Regions from separate parts of the Homo sapiens genome. Here region 1 is linked to region 2. Evidence: chromatin loops called from intact Hi-C (ENCODE). Cell type or tissue: heart left ventricle. All regions are shown on one strand. Each heading gives the region's core, and the rest is flanking DNA. Links, peaks and the distances in the headings are about the cores only. Region 1 has its middle 9.7 kb from the start of RUVBL1. Region 2 holds the start of RUVBL1-AS1 (RUVBL1 antisense RNA 1).

The links. Peaks named below come from ENCODE experiments on the same cell type or tissue, not always from the same donor. Only the 100,000 strongest peaks of a DNase experiment are listed, where the experiment ranks them.
Region 1: it touches region 2 in a loop (3.0-fold over the local background); 51 of 110 quality-filtered maps call a loop at or near these places.

Annotation. Positions count from the first base shown.
Region 1 is chr3:128,128,329-128,138,609 of GRCh38, forward strand. It overlaps a transcript of RUVBL1 not described here. Among named protein-coding and RNA genes, the nearest start is that of RUVBL1, 9.7 kb to the left of the region's middle. RefSeq lists a silencer at 5,138-5,432. In heart left ventricle, for the core only: a CTCF peak has its summit at 5,365 (motif pointing left); no DNase peak of the experiment used is centred there.
Region 2 is chr3:128,071,125-128,081,321 of GRCh38, forward strand. SEC61A1 (SEC61 translocon subunit alpha 1) reads left to right here. Exons shown (of 12, transcript NM_013336.4): 12 at 1-559. It overlaps RUVBL1-AS1 (RUVBL1 antisense RNA 1), which reads left to right and starts at 4,686. Exons shown (of 2, transcript NR_046645.1): 1 at 4,686-4,955; 2 at 7,615-7,932. It overlaps RUVBL1 (RuvB like AAA ATPase 1), which reads right to left. Exons shown (of 11, transcript NM_003707.3): 11 at 9,686-10,197. The coding sequence ends at 10,126. It also overlaps the pseudogene RNU2-37P. RefSeq lists silencers at 4,343-4,392, 4,403-4,842, 6,184-6,283. In heart left ventricle, for the core only: CTCF peaks have their summits at 4,637 (motif pointing right) and 4,854; DNase peaks (open chromatin) are centred at 4,627, 5,297, 5,577 and 5,682; H3K4me3 peaks cover 2,325 bases; H3K27ac peaks cover 836 bases.

The sequences.
Region 1 (10,281 bases), core at 856-8,855, 58 kb after region 2:
ACAGAGAGATCTAAAATAACAGTGGATCAAACAAGAGAGAAGTCACTTTATCTCACAGAAAGTCCAAGCAGGCATGCCAGGAGGTGGGCTGGCTTTACAATCAGTAAGGGCCTATGGTCCTTCTATGATGTGGCTCTGCCACTCCCCACACACATTGTCTATCGTGTGGTCCAAGATAGCTGCTCAAACTCCTCCCAAAAGGGCTGAATTTGCACCAACTAGAAGGAAAAAAGGGGAAGAAGAGGACATACTTCTTCCCTTTAACCTTGATATTGAAGTTGCACCATCATTTCTACTCATATCCCAGGGGCCAGCACTTAATCAAATAGCTAGAACTAGCTGCAAAGGAGGCTGAGAAATGTAGTCTTACACTGGATGGATATGTGCCCAGTTAAAAATTCAATTCCTATGTAAAGAGAGGAGAAGATAGATTGGGAAACAACTCTCAGGCGCTACCCTAAGCTTCTACTATGTGCCAAGCACTGCTGGATTCTCCTTGTATGCGACTCAAAGGCAGGTATGACCTTCCTTCTAGCCAAGGCATCTTTACTATCTGGGTCTCAGGTTAGCAACCTGGGCCCCATTCCATCTCTCAAAGGCCTTGCTCCACCCATTACCTTCCTTTTCTTGTATTTCCATCTATCCTCCCTGATCATTCCCACAGGATATGTGCAATCTTTCTCCCTCCTCCCCCTCCTAATGTCATCACTTGCATTTCTTTCCTAGCACAGTTCTCATCTTGCCAAGTGCCCCCCTTTCCCTTCCCAGGCTTCAGCCCAGTGCAATGTAGCTTTTACTCTTGCTGCTCCCATGAATCTGCTATCTCAAAAGTCCAGGGTGCCACAAAATGAGTCTTAATAAATGTTAAAAATTGAAATAATACATAATACTTTTCCAATCACAATGGAATAAAACTTGAAATCAATAACAGAAGGAAAAATCACAAATATGTGGAAATTAAACCATACATTCTTAAACAATTAACAGGTCAAGAAGAAATCATAAGGGAAATCAGAAAATACTTTGAAATGAATGACAACAAAAGAACAACGTACCGAAACTTATGGGATGCAGCAAAAGCAGTGTTAAGAGAGAAGTTTATAGCTATGAACAGCTATAATAAAAAAGAAGAAAGATCTCAAATTCATAACCTAACTGTACACCTACAGGGACCAGGAAAAACAACAACAACAACAACAAAAGAACAAGCTAAATCCAAAACTAGCAAAAGAAAAGAAACAATAAAGATTAGAGAATAGCAGTATTCCCAGTAGTAAAGAGGCAGAAGCAATATAAGCATCCATTGACAGATAATGGATTTTTAAAAGATGGTATATACATATAATAGAATATTATTAAGCCCTAAAAAAGAAGAAAATTCTGACATGTTACAATATAGATGAATATTGAGCCATCATGCTAGGTAAAATAAGCCAGTCACAAAAAGACAAGTACAGTATGGCTCCACTATGAGGAAGTAGTTAAATTCATAAAGACAAAAAGTACAATGGTGGTTGCCAGGGGCTGGGGAAAGGAAAAATAGAGAGCTAATTCAATTGGTGCAGGGTTTCCATCTGGGAAGATGAAAAAGTTCTGGAGATGGATGATAGTGATGGTTGCACAACAATGTGAATGTACCTAAAGCCGCCTAACTGTACACATAAAATGGTTAAAATGGTATCGTTTATGCTACGTATCTTTTACCAAAAATTTTTAAAAAGATTAAAATGGAGACAAAATAGAGAAACAGAAAAACAGAGAAAATAAAAAAACTAAAAGTTGGTTCTTTGAAAAGAATAACAAAATTGACAAATCTTTAGCTAGATTGACTAAGAAAACAAGAGAGAAGACTAATGATAAAATCAGAAATTACAGCAGGAACATTACTATTTACTATACAGAAATAAAAGGAATATAAGCGAATACTGTAAATAATTATAAACAAATTGGATAATCTGGATGAAATAGACAAATTTGTGGAAAAAAACTGTGAACAGACTACCAAAACTGACTCAAGAAAAAGTAGAAAATCTTAACTGTAATCAAGTAAGGAGACTGAGTCAGTAACCAAAAGTCTCCCTATAAAGAAAAGCCTAGAGCCGAATGGCTTAACTACTGGTTTCTACCAAACATTTAAAGAACTAACACCAGGCCAGGAGCAATGGCTCATGCCTGTAACCTCAGCACTTTGGGAGGCCGATGTGGGAGGATTGTTTGAGGTCAGGAGTTCAAGACCAGGTTGGGAAATAGCAAGACCCCATCTCTACAAAAAAAAAAAAAAAAAAATTTTATTTATTTATGTATTTATTTATTTATTTATTTATTTATTTATTTATTTTTGAGACGGAGTCTTACTCTGTCCCCCAGGCTGGAGTGCAGTGGCGCGATCTCGGCTCACTGCAAACTCCACCTCTCGAGTTCATGCCATTCTCCTGCCTCAGCCTCCCGAGTAGCTGGGACTACATGCGCCTGCCACCACGCCTGGCTATTTTTTTGTATTTTTAGTAGAGACCGGGTTTCACCGTGTTATCCAGGATGGTCTCGATCTCCTGACGTCGTGATCTGCCCACCTCGGCCTCCCAAAGTGCTGGGATTACAGGCGTGAGCCACCCTGCCCGGCCTTTATTTTTTTTCAATTTTATTTGCCAGGCATGATTGTGCCCACCTGTAGTCTTAGCTACTTGGGAGGCTGAGGCGGTAGGATCACTCAGGCCCAGGAGTTTGAGGCTGTAGTGAGCTTTGATCACACCACTGCACTTTAGCTTGGGTGAAAAAGTGAGACACCAGTCCTTCCCAAACTCTTCCAAAAAACTAAAGAGAACACTTTCTAATGCATTCTATGAGGCCAGTGCTGCCCTGATAACAAAGCCAGATAAAAACATTATAAAACAGGCTGGGCATGGTGGTTCATACCTGTAATCCCAGCACTTTGGGAGGCCAAGGAGGGCAGATCACCTGAGATCAGGAGTTCAAGACCCCATCTCTACTAAAAATACAAAAACTATCTGGGTGTGGTGGCATGTGCCTGTAATCCCAGTTACTTGGGAGGCTGAGGCAGAGAATCACTTGAACCTGGGAGGTGGTGGTTGCAGTGAGCCAAGATCACGTCACTGCACTCCAGCCTGGGTCACAGAGCGAGACTCCATCTCAAAAAACAAAACAAAACAAACAAACAAACACTGTAAAACAAACCAACAACAACAACAAAAAAAAACAGATCAAGATCCTGTATGAATATAGATGCAACAATTCTCAACAAAATTCTAGCAAACCCAATTTAGCAGTGTGTTAAAGGATTATCACCATGACCAGTGGGATTTATTCTAGGAATACAAAGGTGGTTTAACATACAAAAATCAGTGTAATATACCATATTAATAGAGTGAAGGGGAAAAGCCCCACATGATCAACTCAACTGATTCAGAAAAAAAATTTGACAAAATCCAATACACTTTCATGATCCAAAAAACAACTAGGAGTTGCCTATGAGAGGGAGGCGGAGCAAGATGGCCAAATGCACCCTCCAGAAATTGCCCCCACCTGCCGCCAGCAGGAAACCAAATTGAAAAACTATCCACACAAGAAGGCACCTTCATAAGAACCAAAAATCAGGTGAGCAGTCACAGTCCCTGGTTTTAACATCACATCAAAGAAAGAGGCACTAAAGAGAGTAGGAAAGACAGTCTTGACTCACCTGCACTACCCCTCTCTCATCCCCTGCCTGAGGCCTCATGGCACAGAGAGAGAATCTATGTACTTGGCAGAGAGATTATGGGACTTTGTACTGGAACTCAGTGCTGCCCTGTCACAGCAGAAAGCAACACAAGGCAGAATTCAACCAGCACCCACGGAGAGAGCATTTAGACAAGCCCTAGCCAGAGGGGAATCATCCATCCCAGTGGTCAGAAACTGAGTTCCGGCCAGCCTCATCACCGCAGGCTAAAGTGCTCTGGGGTTCTACAGAAACTTGGAAGGCAGTGTAGGCCACAAGGACTGCAATTCCTGGGCAAATCTTGGTGCTCTGCTAGGCTTGGAGCCAGTGAACGTGGGGTGCATGTGACCTAGCAAGACAATACCCAGGGCAATCAAGGGAGTGCTTGCATCACCACTCCCCCAAAGCCAGGCAGCGCAGCTTGCAGCTCCCGGAGAGACTCCTTCCTTCTGCTTGAGGAGAGCAGAGAGGAGAGTAAAGGGGACTTTGTCTTGCAACTTGGATACTAGCTTAGCCACAGTAGAATGGGGCAGCAGGTAGAGTCCTGAGGCCCTTATTTCAGGCTCTAGCTCCCAGACGACATTTCTAGACACACCCTGGGACAAAAGAGAATGCAGCGTCTTGAAGGAGGAAAACCCAGACTTGGCAGGATTCATCATCTGCTGAGTAGAGTGCATGGGCCTTGAATAAACATCAGTGGTAGCCAGACAGTATTTACCACGAGCCTTGGGTGAGACCCAGTGCCATGCTGGCTTCAGGTGAACCAGCACATTCCCAGTTGTGATGGCCACAGAAAGAAACCCTTTCTGTTTGAAGAAAGGAAAGAATAAAAGGGACTTTGTCTTGCAACTTGGACACCACCTCAGCCACAGTGGGGTAGAGCACCGAGTGGTCTTTTGGGTTTCCCAATTCCAGGCCTTAGCTCCTGGGTGACATTTTTGGACTTGCCTTGGGCCAGAGGGGAGCCTACTGCCCTGAAGGGAGAGACCCAGGCCCAGCAGTATTCAACACAACTTGAAGAGAGAGCCCTTGGATCTTGAGTGAGCATCAGCGGTAGCCAGGCAGTTCTTGCTATAGGCCTGGGTTGGTTGTGACCACAGGGAGAGTTCTTCTGCATGAGGAAAAGGGAGGGAAGAGTGGAAAGGACTTTGTATTGCGGTTTGGGCACCAGCTCGGCTACAGTAGACTAGAGCACCAAATGGATTCCTAAGGTTTCTGACTCCAGGCCCCAGCTCCTGGATGGCATTTCTGGACCTGCCGTGGGCTGGGGGATGAGCTTGTCACTCTGAGGGAAGGACATAAGCCTGGCTAGATTCACCAGATGCTGATTTTAGAGCTTTCAGGCCTTAAGTGAACATTGGCAGTAGCCAGGCAGTGGTCACCATGGCCCTTGGGTGAGACACAGTATTGGGCTGGGTTTGGGTCTGACCCAACAAAGTCCCAGTGGTGTTGCTACAGAGGTGCTTGTATCATCCCTCCCCCAGCTTCAGACAGCTTATCAGAGAGACTCTGTTTGTTCCTGGGAAAGTACGGGAAGAGAACAAGAGTCTCTGTCTGGTAATCCAGGGAATTCTCCCAGATCTTACCCAAGACCACCAAGGTAGCACCTCTATGCAGCTGAAAGTCACAGCTTTATTGGGCTTGGGGTGCCCCCTAGTGCAGATACAGCTGCAGTGACCAAAGACAGATTACAACACTCAATTCCCTTTGAATGCTTGGCAAGGCTTCCCAAGAAGGATGGGTACAAACAAGCTCAGACTGCAAAGACTGTAATAAATACCTAACTCTTCAATGCCCAGATATTGACAAATATCCACATCATCAAGGCTATCCGTGAAAACATGACCTCACCAAACAAATGAAATAAGGCACCAGTGATCAATCCTGAAGTGACAGATATGTGACCTTTTAGACAGACAATTCAAAATAGCTCTTTTGAGGAAGCGCAACGAAATTCAAGATAATGCAGAGAAGGAATTCAGAATCCTATCAGATAAATTTAACAAAGAGATTGAAATAATTAAAAATAATCAAGCAGAACTTCTGGAGCTGAAAAATTCAGTTGATATACAAAGCATGCATCAGTCCACAGCAGAACTGATCAAGCAGAAGCATTAGTGAGCTTGAAGACAAGCTATTTGGCCAGGCGTAGTGGCTTATGTCTGTAATCCCAGCACTTTGGGAGGCCGAGGTAGGCAGATCACTTGAGGTCAGGAGTTTGAGACCAGCCTGGCCAACAAAGTGAAACCCCTTCTCTACTAAAAATACAAATGTTACCTGGGCGCGGTGGTAGGCGCCTGTAATCCAGCTACTCAGGAGGCTGAGGCAGGAGAATCACCTGAACCTGGGAGGCAGAGGTTGCAGTAAGCAGAGATCATGCCACTGCACTCCAGCCTGGGCAACAAGAGTGAAACTGTCAAAAAAAAAAAAAAAAAAGACAGGCTATTTGAAAATACACAGAGGTGGCCAGGCATGGTGGCTCATGCCTGTAATCCCAGCACTTTGGGAGGCCAAGGGTGGCAGACCAAGTGAAGCCAGAAGTTCGAGACCAGCCTGGGCAACATGGTGAAACCCCATCTCTACAAAAAATAAAAATAAAAATAACAATAAATGAGCTGGGTGTGGTGGCACATGTCTGTAGTCCCAGCTACTTGGGAGGCTGAAGTGAGAGAATCAATTGAGCCTGGGAGGTCAAGGCAGCAGTGAGCTGTGATTGCACCACCGCACTCCAGCCTGGGTGAGAAACTTTGTCTAAAAAAAAAAAGAAGAGGAAGATGAAAAGGAAAATAAAATGCAAAGAGGGGAAAAATTTAAAAAAAAGAATGAAGCATGTCTACTAAATCTAGCAAATAGCCTCAAAAGGGTAAATCTAAGAGTTATTGGCCTTAAAAGAAAGTAGAAAGAAAGATCAGGGTAGACAGTTTATTCAAAGGGATAATAAACAGAACTTTCCAAACCTAGAGGAAAAAAAATTAATATTCAAGTATAAGAAGGTTATAGAACACCAGATATAACCCAAATAAGACTATATCTAGACATTTAATAATCAAACTTCCAAAGGTCAAGAATAAGGAAAGACTCCTAAAAGCAGCAAGAGAAAAGAAACAAATAACATACAAAGGAGCTCCAATATATCTGGCAGCAGACTTCTCAGTGGGAACCTTACAGGCCTGGAAAGAGTGGCATGACATATTGAAAGTGCTAAAGGAAGGCTGGGCATGGTGGCTCATGCCTGTAATCCCAGCACTTTGGGAGGCCGAGGCGGGTGGATCACCTGATGTCAGGAGTTCGAGACCAGCCTGGCAAATAGGGTGAAACCTCATATCTATTAAAAGAACAAAAATTAGCCAGGTGTGGCGGCATGCACCTGTAGTCCCAGCTACTTAGGAGGCTGAAGCAGGAGAATCGCTTGAACCCAGGAGGCGGAAGTTGTAGTAAGCCAAGATTGTGCCATTGCACTCCAGCCTGGGCTACAGAGCAAGACTCCATCTCAAAATAAGTAAATAAATAAATAAACTGCTGAAGAAAAAATATTTTATACTAGGATAGCATACCCAGCAAAAATATACTTCAAACATAAAAGAGAAATAAAGACTTTCTTAGACAAACAAGGGCTGAGGGATTTAATCAACACCAGACTTGTCCTACAAGAAATGCTAAAGTGAATTCTTCAGTCTGAAAGAAAAGGATGTTAATGAGCAATAAGAAATCACCTGAAGGTGCAAAACTCATTGGTAATAGTACGTACACAGACAACCACAGAGTAGTGTAGCACTGTAATTGTGGTGTGTAAACTATTCGTATCTTAAGAAGAAAGAATAAAAGATGAACTTATCAAAAATAATAACTACAATAACTTTTCAAGACATGACAGTATAATAAGATATATATCATAGAAACAACAAAAAGTTAAAAAGCAGGGGGATGAAGTTAAACTGTAGAATTTTTAATTAGTTTTCTCTTTGTTCTTTTTTTTGGCAATTAGTGTTAAGTTGTCATTAGTTGAAAATAAACTATGCAGATGTTATTTGCAAGCCTCATGGTAACCACAAATTAAAAAACCTACAACGCATGCACAAAAAATAGAAAGCAAGAAATTTAAAGATACCACCAGAGAAAATCACCATCACAAAAAGGAAAACAGGAAGGAAGGAAAAAAGGAAGGAAGAGAAGACACAAATAATCAGAAAAAAAAAACCAAAATGACCGTAGTGAGCCCTTACTTATCAGTAATAATAGTGAATGTAAATGGACTAAACTTTCCAATAAAAAGACACAGAGTAGCTGAATGGATTGAAAAAACAAGACCTGCCAGGTGTGGTGGCTCATGCCTGTAATCCCAGCACTTTAGGAAGCCAATGTGGGTGGTGAGCCCAGGAGTTTGAGACTAGCCTGCGCAACATGGTGAAACCCCATCTCTACAAAAAATACAAAAATTTGCCGGGCATGGTGGCATGCACCTGTAGTCCCAGTCACTTGGGAGGCTCAGGTGGGAGGAACACTTGACCCTGGAAGGTCAAGGCTGCAGTGAGCAATAATCATGCCACTGTACTCCAGCCTGGGTGACAGAGTGAGACCCTGTCAAAAAAAAAAAAAAAAACAATGATCTATTGCCTATAAGAAACATATTTCACCTATAAAGACACACACAGATGGAAAATAAAGGGATGGAAAAAATGTTCCATGCAAATGAAAACCAAAAAAGAGCAGGAGTAGCTATACTTACAGCAGAAAAAATAGATTTCAAGACAAAAACTATATAAGGAGACAAAGAAGATCATTATATAATGATAAAGGGACCAATTCAGCAAGAGGATATAACAATTGTAAATATATATGCATCCAACATTCGATCACCACATATAGAAAGCAAATAGTATTAGACCTAAAGATCATGAACAAAGAAACATGGGACTTAATCTGCTATAGACCAAATGGACTTAATAGATATTTACAGAACATTTCTTCCAACGGCTGCAGAATACACATTATTCTCCTCAGCACATGGATCATTCTTAAGGATAGACCACGTTAGGCCACAAAACAATAAGTGCCTACATGAAAAAAAATTGAAACACTTTAAATAAATAACTTACTGGTGCATCTTAAATAACTAGAAAAGCAAGAACAAACCAAATCTAAAATTAGTAAAAGAAAAGAAGATCAGAGCAGAATTAAATAAAATTGAAATAAAAATACAAAAAAGCAATGAAATGAAGAGTTGGTTATTTGAAAAGATAATATCAACAAATCTTTAGTCAGACTAAGAAAAAAACAGAGAAGACCCAAATGAATGAAATCACAGATGAAAAGGGAGACATTACAACTGATGCCACAGAAATTCAAAGGATCGTGAGCAACTACTATGAACAACTATATGTCAATAAATTGGAAAACCTAGAAGAATAGATAAGTTCTTGACATATACAACCTGCCAAGATTGAACCATGAAGGAATCCAAAACCTGAATAGACCAATAACAAGTAACAAGATCAAAGCTGTAATAAAAAGTCTCCCAGCAAAGAAAGACCTGAGACCCAATGGCTTTAGTGCTGAATTTTACCAAACATTTAAAGAAGAACTAATATCAATCCTCCTCAAACTATCCCAAAAAATAGAGGAGGGAATACTTCCAAACTTATTTTATGAGGTCAGTGTTACCCTGATACCCAAATCAGGCAAAGACGTATCAAAAGAAGAAAAGACAACTACAGGCCAATATCCCTGATGAACATTAACGCAAAAGTCCTCAACAAAATATTAGCAATGTGAATTCAACAACACATTAAAAAGATCATTCATCATAACCAAGTGGGATTTACCATAGGGATGCAAGGATGTTTCAACATATGCAAATCAACCAGTGTGGTACATCATATCAATAAAATGAAGGACAAAAGCCATATGGTCATTTCAAGTGGTGCTGAAAAAGCATTTGATAAAATTCAATATCCTACTATAGTAAAAGCCCTCAAAAAACTTGGCATAGAAGGAACCTACCTCAACACAATACAAGCCATATACAACAGACCCACAGCTAGTGTCATACTGAATGGGGGAAAACTGAAAGCCTTTCCCCTATAATCCAGAACAAGACAAGGATGCCCCTTTGCTACTATTATTCAACATAGTACTGGAAGTCCTAGCTAGAGCAATCAGACAACACAAAGAAATAAAAGGCATTCAAATCGGAAAGAAAGAGGTCAAATTATTCTTCCTTGCAGATATGATCTTATATTTACAAAAAACTAAAGATTACATGCACACACACACAAACACACCGACACACAAACTGTTAAAAGTGATAAACAAATTCAATAAAGTTGTAGGATATAAAGTCAACATGCAAAAATCAGTAGCATTTCTATATGCCAACTGTGAACAGTCTGAAAAAGAAATCAAGAAAATCCCATTTGCAATATCTACAAATACAATAAAATACTAAGAATAAACAACCAAAGAAGTCAGAGATCTCTACAGTGAAAACTATAAAACATGCAGGAAATTGAAGAGGCCACAAAAAATGAAAGATAGTCCATGTTTATGAATTGAAAAAATCAATATTGTTA
Region 2 (10,197 bases), core at 1-8,000:
GGAGACCTTGCTGGCAGTGCTAGCCAGGAAACAGAGTGACCAAGGGACAAGAAGGGACTTGCCTAAAGCCACCCAGCAACTCAGCAGCAGAACCAAGATGGGCCCCAGGCTCCTCCATATGGCCCAGGGCTTACCACCCTATCACACGTGGCCTTGTCTAGACCCAGTCCTGAGCAGGGGAGAGGCTCTTGAGACCTGATGCCCTCCTACCCACATGGTTCTCCCACTGCCCTGTCTGCTCTGCTGCTACAGAGGGGCAGGGCCTCCCCCAGCCCACGCTTAGGAATGCTTGGCCTCTGGCAGGCAGGCAGCTGTACCCAAGCTGGTGGGCAGGGGGCTGGAAGGCACCAGGCCTCAGGAGGAGCCCCATAGTCCCGCCTGCAGCCTGTAACCATCGGCTGGGCCCTGCAAGGCCCACACTCACGCCCTGTGGGTGATGGTCACGGTGGGTGGGTGGGGGCTGACCCCAGCTTCCAGGGGACTGTCACTGTGGACGCCAAAATGGCATAACTGAGATAAGGTGAATAAGTGACAAATAAAGCCAGTTTTTTACAAGGTACTTGATCATGTTCTCTTGATTTTAAATTAGATTTTATTCCCAAAAAGGCCAGTGAGGCGCAAAGCTTGGTTGCAGCTTTGTGTGTGTCAAAGGCTTGGTTGGGGCACTCAGGCATTTTGCCTGGAAAAGTTCCCTTCTGATGGTCATGTCAACCTGGTGCTCACATTTGTGATAAAGTGATATGGGTGCTGGGCCACATGTGGAGCTGCTGCAGGGCTCTGCCCGTGAGGCAGAGTGCACTGGCTGTCCCGTGAGAATGCAGAGGCCTCCGCTGAGCCAGGGCGCCTGCCACCCCGTGGAAGAGTGGGAACCTTCTAGCAGGAGCCTAGGGCCCCATAACTCGAAGCCCTTTGAGCCTCAGCTCCAGTACCCAGCTGGTGATTGGAGAAGTCTTAACTTGGTTGTGAGGCTGGCCTCAGACCCGACCTGTAGCCAAGCCAGAAGGACCCAGTGTTGTGTGGGTGGGAGTGGCAGGCTTGTGGCTGCTCCCTTAGAACGTGTCTAGAAGTCTTTCTGTTTCTACACCAAGCCCCCAGTGGTAGGCCACATTTCCACTCTCCCCAGTCCTGGACAGGGCCTCACCCCAAACCTGCCGCCGTCCCCACCACCTGGGCCTGGTGCTTCCTCAGGAACTTGAGGGGCAGGTGGGTGGGCAACCCCAGGGCAGGCCTGACCAGGGCTGTGGGAGGTCGTTACTCCTTAGCTGGGCTCCAGCCTCAGTATTTCCTTGTAGTCTTAGACCTTGTCTTGGAAACTGATTTCCAAGGGGAGTTGGGTCAGAGCAGGATGGTTCCTCTGAGACCACCTGATGGACAGGTGTGGGCCTGGCCTTGCAGAAGCCACACCTCAGCACTGTGTTTTGAGACTGCTAGGACACATGTGCAGCCAGGTCTGCCCCGCGCTCCCTCTGCACCTGCTGGCCTCAGGGCTCAGGGAGGCCCTGGACAGGAGCACAGCACGTGGCCTCAGGCTCCAGACCAGCCAGGCGCTGTGAATTGCTGAGGCAGGCAGGGTGCTTGCCAGTATAAATATGTTAGAAAACCTGCTGCCCCAGGGAAGCAGTAGGCCATCTCTCGTGCCTCAGGTATTCGTTTGCACCTGTGGCCGTGGCCCCTCTTGCCTGAGAGCAAACGGAGCCCACATTCCAGCAGCCACGCACGCTTCAAGATGGCAGGCCCTGGTGTCTCTCCACCTGGCTCCTCCCCATGCACAGGGAACTAATGCACAGTGATGGGGGGGTAAGGCTTACTCTGCTTTTTCCCTTGGGGCAGGCACTGTCCCAGCCACTTCCTACATGTGCTCTCACTTCACCCCACTAGAGGCCCAGGAGGAAACAAGTCCGTCCATTTTACAGGTGAAGAAACTGAGGCCCAGGGAAATAGAGTGTGGCCAAAAGTCACTTAGCTCCCGAGCCAGGACAAAAAGCCTAAGGCTCACTTCCTACTCCAAGTCCCTGTCTGGCTGCTGGTCCTGCCTGCAGGTACTTCTGCTAGGGACGTAGCTGGGGCAAGGAATGAGGAGTCTAGGGAAACAGGCCCCACCCCCGGAGCTTCCCCTTGCTGCCCTTGGCTCAGGGGCAGCACCCGCTTCAACTGGCACTCCGCTCCATCCATGGTGCTGCTTTACCACTGCCTCCCTGGACCTGCTGATGCCCTACCCCATACCCCGCCCCCAGCCTGCTCCTGCTGAAGCCAGGCCAGCATGAAGTCCTCAGGAAGGCTGGGATGAGCCTCCCATCTCATTTCTGAGGGGTCTGAGCCCCATGGCCTGGGGAAGAGCAACGGATTCCTGATGAGGGCCAGGGGATGGGCATGTGGCACTGTCCGAGAGTCAGCAAAAGCCCCAACCTGAGCTTCAGCACCTACCAATGCCTGGTTCTGGAGAGCCAGGTGTGCCCCTAAGTGGTAGTGCCCACCTCACTCCCCTGCCCCAATCCCTTCTAGGGCCACATTACCCACTCCTTTCCACTCAGCAAACATTATTGAGCCTCATGGGGAAATGGAACAGAAGGTGCCTCTCCTCTTAAAAGCTCATGCCCCAGCAGTAAGGGTTCTGCAGTGTCTGTCAAACCTGTGGGCCTTGTTCCCTCTGCTGTCTGCCTGACAAGCTCCTGTTCATCCTTCAAAGCACAGCTCAATAAGGCTAGAAACATCTAAATGCCCATCGGAGGGGGCTGAATAAATTACAGCAGCTCCTCCCTGTGGAAAGGAACTAGGAGGACATTCTTTATATGTTGAGTTAGAAGAATCTCCAAGATATGCTGTCAAGGAAGAATACAGAAAGCAAGAAACAATAGCGTATGCTACCATTTGTGTTTAAAAGGGGGGTAGGAAGTGACTAATAGACTACATCAGGAAAAGGTGTAGCAATTTCCCATAAAACTAGACATACACTTACCCTACACCCAGCTATTCTACTCCTGGGTATTGAAACCCAAGATGAAAATATATGCCTATACAAAGACTTGTACAAGAATGTTCATAATAGCTGAAAAATAGGGAACAGCCTAGGTGGCCATCAACAGGCAAATGGATACATGTGGTGGATCCACAGGGTGGCATTTTACCCAGCAATAAAAAATAAACTATCCATACACACAACATTCAGGAGCTCAAAAGCTAAGTGAAAGAAACAAGTCATGTTGTATGATGCCATTTACATGAAATTCTAGAGCAGGAAAACCTAATCTATTGCAAAAAAAAAAAAAATTCTAACAGTGGTTGCCTCTAGTGTGTTAGAGATTGGCACAAGGAACTTTCTGGGCAATAGTAATATCCTTCACTGGGATTTGGGTTTCATTAGTCAGAACTCATGGAGTGCTCCACTTAGGATTTGTACATTTCACTGTATTTTTAACGTTTAAAAATAACCATAAGCAGCCGGGCACAGTGGCTCATGCCTGTAATTCTGGCACTGTGGGAGGCCAAAGCAGGTGGATCACCTGAGGTCAGGAGTTCAAGACCAGCCTGACCAACATGGAGAAACCCCATCTCTACTAAAAACACAAAATTAGCTGGGTGTGGTGGCATGCGCTTATAATCCCAGCTACTTGGGAGGCTGAGGCAGGAGAATCACTTGAACCCGGGAGGCGGTGGTTGCAGTAAGCTGAGATGGCGCCATTGCATTCCAGCCTGGGCAACAGGAGCGAAACTCCGTCTCAAAAAAAAAAAAAAAAAAAAAAACTTAAAAAACCATAATCAAGTACTGAACTCTAGATAATTATACACATGCTTAACTATTTACAGAGGTTGTTGTATCTGCAACTCACTTTGAAATGCACAGAAGACTGACAAGACTGACTGGCAGGCAGACAGGGGGATGGGCAGTGCAGTGCCTAGATGACAGGGATATGGGGGCTCACCTGCAATCCTTTTTTTTTATTCCCCCAAAGGGGGTGCACTATTCCTGGAGGTACTGCAATACCAGGTGGATGCATGGAGTGGAAAGAGCAAGGTCCTATTCCATCTCCCTGCTCCAAAAATCCATTTAACATACTGTCCTCAGATAGCAGATATTAAAGTGATAAGAACACTACACTTGATCTTAGCCAAAGGCTGAGAGGCGATTGCCTGTAATTCTTGCAGTTTTCCATGTGATATGTTTCATAATGAGTGTTGGGAAGGTCCTGTGAGTGTGTGCTGCCTCACCCAGGTCCTGGCCATCTCTAGAGGAACACACCGGTGTAAGGCAGGCGCTTCCGGAAAGGGAACAGGAGGCAGGGGGCAGGTGTCGAGGTAGGTTTTCACGGTACACGCCTTTGGCAATTTTGCATCAAAAAACTAAGTGTATGCACATTTTTTTTAATTGAAAGCCCAACTCAGCCTTCCCCCACTGCTCCTTCCCCGCATGCACGGGGGGACACACGCCTTCCTCCCTGCCTGCCGGGACTTCAACCTCGCTTGCTGGGAAGTCGCGCACTTTCGTCGCGACTTCCCAAGTCGTGCTGGGTGTGACTTGGAATCTCGGATCCCTGGGCTAGGCCTGGCCACGCCCCCATGGGGGGAGGGGCAGCGCGGCGGGGGCGGAGCCTGGGCCCGAAACGCCACGGGCGCGACTCTGTGCGCGTCCGCCCACACGGGGGCGCTGTGTCCTCGCAAGCTCCCGCGGGGTGCCTCGCGGCCCTGGAACGCTGTGGTTTTCGAGGGGAAAAGTGAGAGTGGCTGGTCCTGCCTCCGCTGCCGCTTGGCCCTGAGATCCCCACTGCCCACGGGATAGGCCCCAGTCCACCCAGCCGGGGCCCCCCCCTTCCCCTCGTCTCGCTCTCCTTGGCAGTTCGGACTTCGGGTCAGTCCCACACTCGCGCCCGGCTGTCCCTGCTGCGCTCCTGTCACTGGCATTGGGAAGCCCTCCGGCCCCCTCTCTGCACACCTGGCACACGGCTCCTCCCTGGCGGCATGTGGGTATTTGGGTTGGGCGAGCCTCTCCCTCCCGATTCCCGAGTTCCGAGTGGGTCCCGGCGGACCAGCGCTATTCTGGAGGGGCAGTGCCTCAGAGGCAGGTCGCTTCGAGTGGGGATTTGTGCGCTCTGGCGCGGAGGAGGGGGGTGGGAAGCCGGCTCTTGCCCTCCTCACCCGGTGGGGAGCGAGCAGGGCCAACGGTGCGCTGAGAGCGCTCAGGGCGTCCCCAACAGCATGACCCGACCCAGGGACGAAGCTCTGGGGGACGGGACCACTTGCGATGACAGCTAAAGGAGCACAGGGGGGCGGCCGGCATGGAGAGGCGGGGCCGGCATTCCTGCGGGCCTGCCGGGAGGGTGGGGAACCTGGGATTTAGCCATGGGACCTGTGGAAGGGTTTTGGGTCGGGGTCCTGACCGTCTAGTCTGGGTTCTCAAAGATGGTTGGGACAGTGGGCAGGCTTGCAAAGACCGAAGAGGCTGGTGGACCTGGTGGCTGAGGCCTAGGCCAGGCAGGGATCGCGGTGGGGAGGTCACAGTAGGTGTGGTCCCTCCTCCCCCCACCCCTCAGGCCTAAGTCACTCAGGCCCTTGTGTCACGGTGGCACCGGGACCTCCACCCACTACATACACACGCGCGCGCGCAGCCCCGTGAAAACCTGCGCCGTGTGCCCCAGACCTGCAGCCCGCATCCCGCCGTGTCCCCCGTTCCCTGCATGCGGCTCCAGTGTAAGTGCAGCGTGCCGTGTGCGGCGTCCCAGCCCGCACCCCGCACCCCACCATGTCCCTCTGGGTGCGGGGTCCGCATGCCCGCGCCCTCCCCGCAGCTGCCGGCGTCCCCATTAATCACGCGGCGCTGACGGCGCTGATCTGCGTGCTGGCGGCGTGACGGTGACGGTGACGGCGGGTGACGGAGCGGGCAATCGGCAGGCGCCCATCGGCCCATCTTATCGCGGCGGCCCAGCCGCCGCCCGCTGCGCGCCGCCCATTGATCGCGCCGGGCCCCTGCCCGGGGGTCAGCGCGGGCCGGGCCGGCCTGACAGCCGCATCCGTCGCCGAGACGCGCGCTGATGGCCGCCCAGCCCGCACGGCCTGGCCATTAATCACCGTGCCTGCCGCCAAGTGACGGGAGGGGCGGCAGGGCAGCAGGGGACGACAGGCAGCCCCCGTGGCCGGCCCACCCCTTCACAGTTCCGGGGCCCTGCTGCGTGGCCCGCCCTGCACCCTAAGCTCCCCAGCCCCCCTGCCCAGGCCTCCCTCACCCCCTATCCTCTTATGGCCTGCTCTCCCCAGAACAAATGGAAGGGGAGTGGCTGCATACTGGAGGAAGCAAGAAAGAGGAACTTCTGTGTGGAGAATGAATGGATGACCACGGATGAAGGGGGTGAACACTGTTCTACCTCCCGAGGGACCTCTTTCCCAGACACCAAATGAGAGCAGGTCTGACCTGACAAACACCAGCACTGGCTGGGACAAGGGGGTGGTCATTTCGCCCCCTCTGGCTGCCTCAGCCCTAGCTGAGCCTCACCCAGGATGGGATGCTAGGGCCCCAGTGAGAAGCAGTGCGTTGTTTCTGGCAGTTGCCCCGTGCTACCCCCTCTGCTCTTGGGCTGTGTGGCCCTGAGCCAGTGCTGGCCCCTCTGGGCTACAGGGCTTTTTCCAAACACAGGGGGATCCTAAGGGTCCTTCCAAGTGCCAGCTGTCTGCGATAGGGAGGGGCAGGGCCTAGCAGGCTGCTTCCTCCAGTTTGACAAACTGTGACCTCTTTCCAAGTGGGCCAGGAATCAGGAACTCTTTACTGCCTCTTAGTCTCTTGGGTACCTGATACAGCTACATGTGGGTCACTTCACCAAGTCCTCACATGGGTCTATGGGATATGAACTTCCCACTCACACACCAGGAAACCAAAGACTCATGGGGCTAGGACCAAGGGCCACACAGAGGAGGAAAATGCAATCAATACCATGCCCTGCTGAGCCCCAGAACCCCTGGGTCCCCTCCCACTGCTCCTCTGCCCACAGCCCTCCAGAGCAGGGCCTTCTTGGGGTACCCCAGCTGCTCTGCCCAGGGCTGGCCAGTTTCTGAGGGATAGAGGTCGACTGGGAGTGCAACCCCAGCCCCCTTCTGTACCCCCATTTTATTACACAAATGGCTAAGGTTTGCTAACCAAGAAGTCACTCTCTGGTGTGACAGCATGATTCATTTAGTCCTAAAAAACAAACTATCCTACCAATCAATCTGGCAGGTGCAACCCTAAGACATGTGGCAGTAAGAAGGTATCTGCACTGAGAAAATGAGGCAGGGCACAAGGTGGTTTCCCTGCCAGGGCCAGGGACGCGTCTTTCAAGAGCCCTTCCCAGTCTCACAAGTATCTCTGGGGCCATTAGCACAGGAGACAGGGCGCTGGGATTTATGTGAAAATTCCTCCCTCCCTCTCCTCAGCCACCCAATCAGCTCCCTGGGTGGCACCCAAGAGAGCCTGCGCTGAGAGCCTGGAATATTCAACCACTTCCGATGACCAGCCCCCACCCTGCCTCACTTTAATATTACAACAATTTTTCACACTGGAGCTGAAATAGTGCAAAAAATGAGGCTGCTGTAATTGTTGTTAGATTGTGTGTCAGCCTGATAAGATGTAACAAATATTTTCCTCCCCACCAGGGTCTGTTTCCCTCTTAGTAATGGATGGAGAAACTTCTCATAGTTGGTGAGGGATCAGTCGTAAAAACTTCGCCCGGAAGATTAATGTAATAATCACAGGCCTTGCTGGAAAAAATAGGAGGAAAATTAAAATAATCCCACCTTCCTACCTATCCAGAACCATCTCCCTCACTTTGGAGCACAGACCAGCGAACTGGGCCATCTCTCTGGGTACCACCTCAGCTAGGATATTTGAGGGGCAGGAACCAGGGGTCTGTGGCCTAGGAAGAGCAAGACCACGGTCCCCTCCTCACCTGGCTGATCTGGATATTGGTACCTTGGGCAGCCGAAGAAGACTCTGTCCCCACCCGCGGCTGTGAGATCTGCTGTCAGCGCCACTTCCATCTTGCTCCTTAAACAGCATGAAAGGCTTGGAGCCCAAGTGAGAGGCCCAGCCAGGGCAGAGGCCTGGTTCTGGTCCTCTAGGTGGGTCACCTTCCCCACACCGGACCCCGCTTCCTTCACCTGGCTGGTACAAAGGTCAGATCTTGACAGCTCCTAGCTGCTGCTAAATGCCAACACAGAAGGAGGCAGTATGGCCCCCAGGAGTTAGGAACACAGGTTCCAAGCAGCCTGATTTCAAATCCTGGTTCCATCTCTCACTAGCTGGCCAAGGGACTTGCCTCCTCTGTGGAAGTGGTCTTGGAAGTGGGCTAGCACACCTATCCCAGTCTCACAGGCTACTGTGAAGGCAACATGGAACGCAGAGTGTGAACACAGTCCCTGGTGCAATAAGCTCTTGCTGCATCTCTCTTCTGTTTGTCTAACATGGCTCGAGTGGGGAGGCTAAAGACAAGCGCAGCCTCAGAGGACACTGGCAGCCGGCATGGGCCACATGCACAGCTGACTTCATGAAGGGTCCCACCACCACTGCTGTGCATGCCAGTGTCTCCTCAGGGGCCAGGCCGAGGGAGAAGATTCACTCTGGCAGCAGGGACGGCTGGGGCCTCTCAGGCTAGATGGAATCCCCAGCATCATCTCCGCCCCCTCCCACTGTCCCCTTGACATGACTACAGGGGACTGTCCCTAATGGAAGGACAATGCTGCTTGCCCCACAAGGAGCTCATAGTTAGTCTGAACTAAAGCACTGGACCAAGATGACCATCCTAGTCAGCCCTGCCTCCCATATCATTACAGCACGGAGATCCAGTCTGAACTAGCACAAGGAGCAAGTGCTGGGAACAGCGTCCGGGTACTTAGCCCCACCTCAGGCACCACGGAGCCAGCAGGGAAGGACAGGCCTGGCAAGGGCAAGAACGCAGCTCTCATCCTACTGGGAAGGCACATTCCAGTAAGGTGCACTGCCCAGTGCTGCACTTGCCCTTGCTGCTTACTTAGTGGGCGAACGCAGAGATTCGGCCAGAGAGATAGGGACACTTCAGAGGGACACTTCAGAGATAGGGACACACGAGCCAACTGACAAGAGCTCTCACTGGCCAAAGCTGGCTCAATTTGAGCAACAAAATAAATCTACTAAAGTATACAATGAACTTCCGTAAGTCCATTCTGATACAATCTTCCATGCAGAATCCCAAATAATTTTGGTAAATACTCAGTTCTCTAGAGGTGAGCATAACCCCTGCCACTTAAGTGTGGGCTGCATATAGTGACTTCCTTCCAAAGAATTCAGTATGGAAAGGCAGCAGAGAGTAACTTTACAGTGAGAAGACCCGACAAACATGACCTCAGCCAAAGGGTCAAGCTCACCATCAACGATGAGTCATGTTGCTAGCATGTGATGAGAACCACACATGATACGATGTGATCAGAACCACATTTCACCTCTAGTCTTCCTCTCCATAACCCACAATCCCAGTCTACTCATGAGAAAAGCATCAGACAAACCCCAACTGAGGGATGTTCTACAGATACCTGATCAGTCCTCCTCAAAACTGTCAGGGTCATCAAGAACAAGGAAAATCTAAGAAGATGTCACAGCCAAGAGGCATCTAAGGAGACATGACAACTAGTTGTAATGGGTTATCCTGGATGGGATCCTGGGACAGAAAAAGGACATTAGGTAAAACTGAGAAAATGTGAACGCAGTAGAATAATGCATCAGTATTGGTCATTCACGGTGACAAATGTGCTATCTGATGTAACACGTTAACAAGAAGGGAAACTGGGTACAAGATACATGGGAACTCCCTATTGTATGTTCACAATGACTCTGTACATCTAAAACTGTTCTGAAAAGTTTATTTTTAAAAAACTTAGAGAGAGAGAGAGAGAGAATCAAAATAACCTATGAAGATTTATAGAAAACACACCAGGTAAGGAAGGGTTCTTTCAAAGCAACCACAGGAACAGTTACGATAACTTAAAAAGAAATGCTTTCCACACTGAACTGACAGCGCTGCAGACCACGCCTGAGTGGGGACGGCAGCCCCAAGCCCAGGGGCAAGCGCCCACAGGCTGGACCCAGGCCAGGCACACCTGGGGAGTCTCTTACTGCTGAAAACCTCAGCCATCTCACTTCATGTACTTATCCTGCTGGTCAGCCAGGATTTTGGCGGAGGACTTGGCATCATAGAAAAGTTCACT